2 separate regions of the Homo sapiens genome follow, and region 1 is linked to region 2. A link is a contact called in ENCODE Hi-C data. All regions are on one chromosome and are shown on one strand. Each heading gives the region's core, a stretch centred on a gene start or an enhancer-like site at or near the end of the contact. The rest is flanking DNA. Distances are from core to core; before and after follow the strand shown. Region 1 holds the start of P2RY8 (P2Y receptor family member 8). Region 2 holds the start of DHRSX (dehydrogenase/reductase X-linked).

What was found. A loop is a pair of places that touch in the nucleus more often than their neighbours do. Pooled maps may share reads with other maps.
Region 1: a loop to region 2 is called in a pooled map, with 5 times the contacts of the local background. The contact joins the promoter of P2RY8 here to the promoter of DHRSX in region 2. A Hi-C loop is called at or near these places in 2 of 37 single-sample maps with no recorded cell type and 7 of 50 pooled maps.

What each region holds. Positions count from the first base shown.
Region 1 is chrX:1,535,880-1,538,579 of GRCh38, reverse strand. P2RY8 (P2Y receptor family member 8) reads left to right here and starts at 1,395. Exons shown (of 2, transcript NM_178129.5): 1 at 1,395-1,659.
Region 2 is chrX:2,499,621-2,502,320 of GRCh38, reverse strand. It overlaps DHRSX (dehydrogenase/reductase X-linked), which reads left to right and starts at 1,345. Exons shown (of 7, transcript NM_145177.3): 1 at 1,345-1,504. The coding sequence starts at 1,396. It overlaps ZBED1 (zinc finger BED-type containing 1), which reads left to right and starts at 1,345. Exons shown (of 2, transcript NM_001171136.2): 1 at 1,345-1,504.

The DNA of each region.
Region 1 (2,700 bases), core at 146-2,645, 960 kb after region 2:
TTTCGCTATGTTGGCCAGGCTGGTCTCGAACTCCTGACCTCAAGTGATCCGGCCCACCTTGGCACCTCAAAGTGCTGGGAATACAGGTGTGAGCCACCAGGCCTCGACTTTTTTTTTTTTTTTGAGACAGTCTCACTCTGTTACCCAGGCTGGAGTGCAATGGCCTGATCTTGGCTCACTGCAACCTCCAGCTCCCGGGTTCAAGTGATTCTCCTGCCTCAGCCTCCCCAGTAGCTAGGATTACAGGCATCCACCACCATGCCCAGCTAATTTTTGTATTTTTAGTAGGGACGGGATTTCGCTATGTTGGCCAGGCTGGTCTCGAACTCCTGACCTCAAGTGATCCACCCGCCTTGGCCTCCCAAAGTGCTGGGATTATAGGCGTGAGCCAGCAGGCCTGGTCTTTTTGTTTGTTTGTTTGTTTTTTGGGACAGTCTCACTGTCACCCAGACTGGAGTGCAATGGCCTGATCTTGGCTCACTGCAACCTCCACCTCCCAGGTTCAAGTGATTCTCCTGCCTCAGCCTCCCCAGTAGCTGGGACTACAGGTGTCCACCACCACACCCAGCTAATTTTTGTGTTTTTAGTAGGGACGGGATTTCGCCATGTTGGCCAGGCTGGTCTCAAACTCCTGACCTGAAGTGATCCACCCGCCTTGGCCTCCCAAAGTGCTGGGACTACAGGCGTGAGCCACCACACCCAGCCTGGCTTGAGGGATTGATTCTACCATGTCTTTTCCCTGAGCAGTGGTTCAATATTCATTCATTCTTTCTCAGTGACAGATCCTTCCCTCTCAACCTCCTCCCACGAGTGACAAGAACCAACCGTTGCTCCTCACAAGCAAGGATACCAGAGCTCGGAAACCTGGTTCTCATTCCTGAAACTGGCCGATCCCCCATGGGATGTTGAGGATATGAGCCTGCAGCGCCCGTGACCAACTGTGAGAGCCGGAATGATCAGTGCCCAAGGTCTGTTCGCTTGTCACAGTCTGGCTGTGTACCAAGAGATGTCGCAATGAGCACAGCTTTAGAGTCTAAAAGGAAACGTGTTCTGTTCTTTCTTTGTTTTGTTTTGTTATTTCAGAAGAAACAGGAATCGGTTCTGGAGCATGCCACGGCTCTTCACTGCTGGTTACAAAATTTAGAAAAATCATTCTCCCTCTTTTCCTCACTCTCAGGGTTCTCTTAAGAGTAGGGCCCCCTGCGAGCCAGTGATAGGGAGGTGGGCGGTTAACGGTGCTGCCCAGAGACACAGCGACGTTACTCCAGTGGGCTCAGCCCTGCACATGAGTGTTCAGACAGTTACAGAGGAAATGTCACAACACACTTCCTTTCCACCTAAGCCTGAGTCGCAACCGTGGTGGTGCGCTGGGAGGTGGAGTTTGCAGAATTTGCATTCGGAGACAGTCGTGCCAGCCGGTGGGCCACCCAGCGAAGCGGCCGCCTTTGCAAGGTTGCTGGACAGATGGAACTGGAAGGGCAGCCGTCTGCCGCCCACGAACACCTTCTCAAGCACTTTGAGTGACCACGGCTTGCAAGCTGGTGGCTGGCCCCCCGAGTCCCGGGCTCTGAGGCACGGCCGTCGACTTAAGCGTTGCATCCTGTTACCTGGAGACCCTCTGAGCTCTCACCTGCTACTTCTGCCGCTGCTTCTGCACAGGTGAGCCGCCGAGCTGGACTTTTATGCTTGTCCTGCACTGTCAAGGGAGAAGACAGGGTCGCTGGGAGGGTCCGTGTACGGTGAGAACATGGGGGAAGACGGTGCAAACTCCATGAGGCGTGTTCTCCTCACGCTAGAGCAGACCAGGAGTGCAAATTTCCTGGGAGGAAGACTTTGCACAGCCGCTTCGTCACTTAGGGGAGAAATGCTCAAATTTTCCAGGGCTGCAAGCCACCCTTCCTTTAATAACTCATTCCATGAACTTTCAGAGGCCGAGGTGGGCGGATCACGAGGTCAGGAGTTCGAGACCATCCTGGCTAACACGGTGAAACCCCGTCTCTACTAAAAATACAAAAATTAGCCAGGCGTGGTGGCAGGTGCCTGTAATCCCAGCACTTTGGGGGACCGAGGTGGGTGGATCATCTGAGGTCAGGAGTTCGAGACCATCCTGGCTAACACGGTGAAACCCCGTCTCTACTAAAAATACAAAAATTAGCTGGGCTTGGTGGTGGGCGCCTGCGGTCCCAGCTACTCGGGAGGCTGAGGCAGGAGAATGGCATGATCCCTGGAGGTGGAGCTTGCAGTGAGCAGAGATCACGCCACTGCACTCCAGCCTGGGCGACAGAGCGAGACTCTGTTTAGAAAAAAAAAAACAAAAAAAAACTCATTCCATGAAATGCGCCTCTCTTGAGGTTAACCTTAGAGAGGGTAAGCAGCTGCGGCTGCTGCACGTAACCCATTTACGCCTGAGATTGCAGTTTTTTCAATGTTTGCAATGAGACCTTGGCGATGACCTTGAGCCGTGGGATATAAATAACTCCCAAATGCTTAGCGTTCCAATAATGGAAGAGTAAGCATAAATTAAACGGGTTTTAAAGCCCTATGGGTGCCTGGATGAGCACGGTGGCCCCTCGTCACCCCCTCGGTGCCAGGGAGACCCCAGACCCGGGTCTCACGGCCACCTCAGACCTCATTTGTACAGGTCCGCTTAGAAACCCCAATTCCTTGGGTCTTGTCAGATCTGTCCCCTAAAAAGCTGAG
Region 2 (2,700 bases), core at 96-2,595:
AACTGGGGTGTGGGGTCCGTGCTTGGGGCAGGTTCTGTGGTGTCAGCAGGAACTGGGGTGTGGGGTCCGTGCTTGGGGCAGGTTCTGTGGTGTCAGTACGAATTAGGGTGTGGGGTCCATGGTCCTTACAGCTGTTCAGAGTCCTCTGTGGGAGTCCTGGTCCATAATCCTGGCATGGCTCTGGGTGGTTGTCTGGGGTTCCCTATGGGGTCCAAGTCCTTGTGGTCCCTGCTGAGGTCTGCGTGGGGTTACATGATTCTGGCTAAGATGGGGAGGGTGGTTCCCGTGGTGGTCCTGGTCCCCTGCAGGGTCTGGGTAGGGGATCTGTGATCCCATGGTGGGGGTCCTGGCTGGGGCTTGAATGGGGTTCCATGGTCTTGGCTGGAGTGTGGGGTCTTGGAGAGGCAGTCCAGCTGGGGTCTGTAGTCCTGGGGGGCGTCCTGGCAGGGGTCTGTGGTCTTGTGGGGTGCTGGCTGGGGCCTGTGGTCCGGGGGGTGGTTGTGATGGAGGTGGAGGTCCTAGAAGGGGGCCCCAGTAGGGGTCTGTGATCCTGGAGAGGGGTCCTGGTGGTGGGGGTCCCAGTGGAGGTCTGTGGTCCTGGGGGGCCCTGGGAGGATCTGTGGTACTGGGGAGTCCTGGTGGAGGTCTGTAGTCCTGGTGGGGTTCTTGGTGGGGTGTCTGGGCGTGCCCCAGTGGGGGGGCCTGTGGTCTTGGGGGTCCCAGCAGGGGTCTGGGGTCCTGGGGGGTGTTCTTGGGAGGAGTCTATGGATCTGACTTGGGTGCTGGCTGGGGTCTGTAGTCCTGGGGGCGTCCTGGCTGGGGCTGTTGGTCTTGTGGTGGTGGGGATCCCTGCTGGGGTCTGCAGTCCTGCCGGGAGGGGGAAGGGTCCCTGCTGGGGTCTGTGGTCCTGGAGGAGGTGTGGAGGGTCCCTGCTGGGGTCTGTGGTCCTGGGGGGGATTCCTGGCTGGGGTCTGTGGTCCTGGCTGGGGGTGTGTGTGGGGGGTCCCTGCTGGGGTCTGTGGTCCTGAAGGGGGGGTCCTGACTGGGGTCAGTGGTCCTGGGGGCGTCCTGGCTGGGGTCTGTGGTCCTGGGGGGGGGGGTCCTGGCTGAAGTCTATGGTCCTTGCAGGGGGGGGTTCCTGGCTGGAGTCTGTGGTCCTGGGGGGGGTGTCCTGGCTGGGGTCGGTTGTCCGCTCGGGGTCCCCAGTCCTGCAGGCGGTGCGGGATCCCAGAGGGCCCGGGCGGGGTCTGGGGTTGGGGGTTCCCCGCAGGCCGGGGCGGTTCGGGGCGGGCAGGGGGCGGTCCGGGGCGCGCGCGTTTCCGCCGTCCGTCCGGGCGGGCGGGCGCAGAGTCCCGCGGGCGGCGCGGAAGCGGCGGCGGCGCGGCCGGGGCAGCCATGTCGCCATTGTCTGCGGCGCGGGCGGCCCTGCGGGTCTACGCGGTAGGCGCCGCGGTGATCCTGGCGCAGCTGCTGCGGCGCTGCCGCGGGGGCTTCCTGGAGCCAGGTCAGCGGGGCGGGGCAGGGGTCAGGGCTCCGGGGACCCGGGTGGGCGCGGGCTGGCTCGGGGGCGGGGGCGCGGGGGCTCCGCGTGACCTTGGCGAGGCGGTGGCGCTCCCGGAAGTGGGGCTGGGCGGGGGTCGAGGTGTGGCCGGGGGTGGGGGGGGGGCGGCGTGCGCGCTGGGACCTCCCCGCCCCGCGCTTTCCGTCCCCGCCGGCTCTTCTGCGCGCCTGGCCCGGCCCGACCCGGCCCGACCCTTCCCTCCCCGCGCGTGTGGCCTCCCCGCCTGTCCCGGGTCGGGCTCCAACCAAGCAGCCCCCGTGCAGCCGCCCCCCCGCGCACCCTGACACCTCCGGGCCATGGCCGGGGACCCGGGGGCTCGCACGCCCCGCGCCCAAGACATCAGGCGGCTCTGCCTGCCGCCTGCGGTCGGCCAGTGACCGCGCGCCCCCGCCAGGCCCCGGAGGGGAGGAGCGGGCGTCCCAGGGACCTCGACCCCTACCCACCCCAGGGTAAGTGAGGATGGGCCCTTCTCCGGAGGACGTCTCCAGAGGGGGCCCAGAGGCGGCTTCTCGGGCACTGGGGAGCCACGGAGGTCTGGTGGGGAGGGCAGGCCCGTTAAGTGGCAACTTTGTTTCCTTGGCCTTTGTAAACATCTCTGAGTCACAGATCTCCAACTTTGCAGGACTCGTTCACTGTCTGAACTCATCAGTGATGACCGCCACTGTGTTTTGTGTATGCAGATAACTTCTGTTCCTAGATTTGCAGGTTCAGAATTTATTATTATTATTATTTTTTGTAATAGGAAGTAGAGATGAAGTCTTGCTCTGTTGCCGAGGCTACTCTCGAACTCCTGGGCTCAAGCAGTCCTCCTGCCTCAGCCTCCCAAAGTGCTGGCATTACAGGCACCAGCTACTGCATCCGACTAATGTTTTAAAGTTTTGTAGACGGGGTCTTGCTATGTTGCTCAGGCTGGTCTCGAACTCCTGGGCTCAAGCGATCTTCCTTCCTTTGCCTCCCAAACTGTTGGGATTACAGGTGTGAGCCACCACACCTGTCTAATGTTTTAATTTTTTTGTGTAGCAATAGGGTCTTGCTACGTTGCCCAGGCTGGTCTGAAACTCATGGGCCGAAGCAATCCTCCTACCTGGGTCCCCCAAAGTGCTGGGTTTACAGGCGTGAGCCACCACGCCTGGCTAATG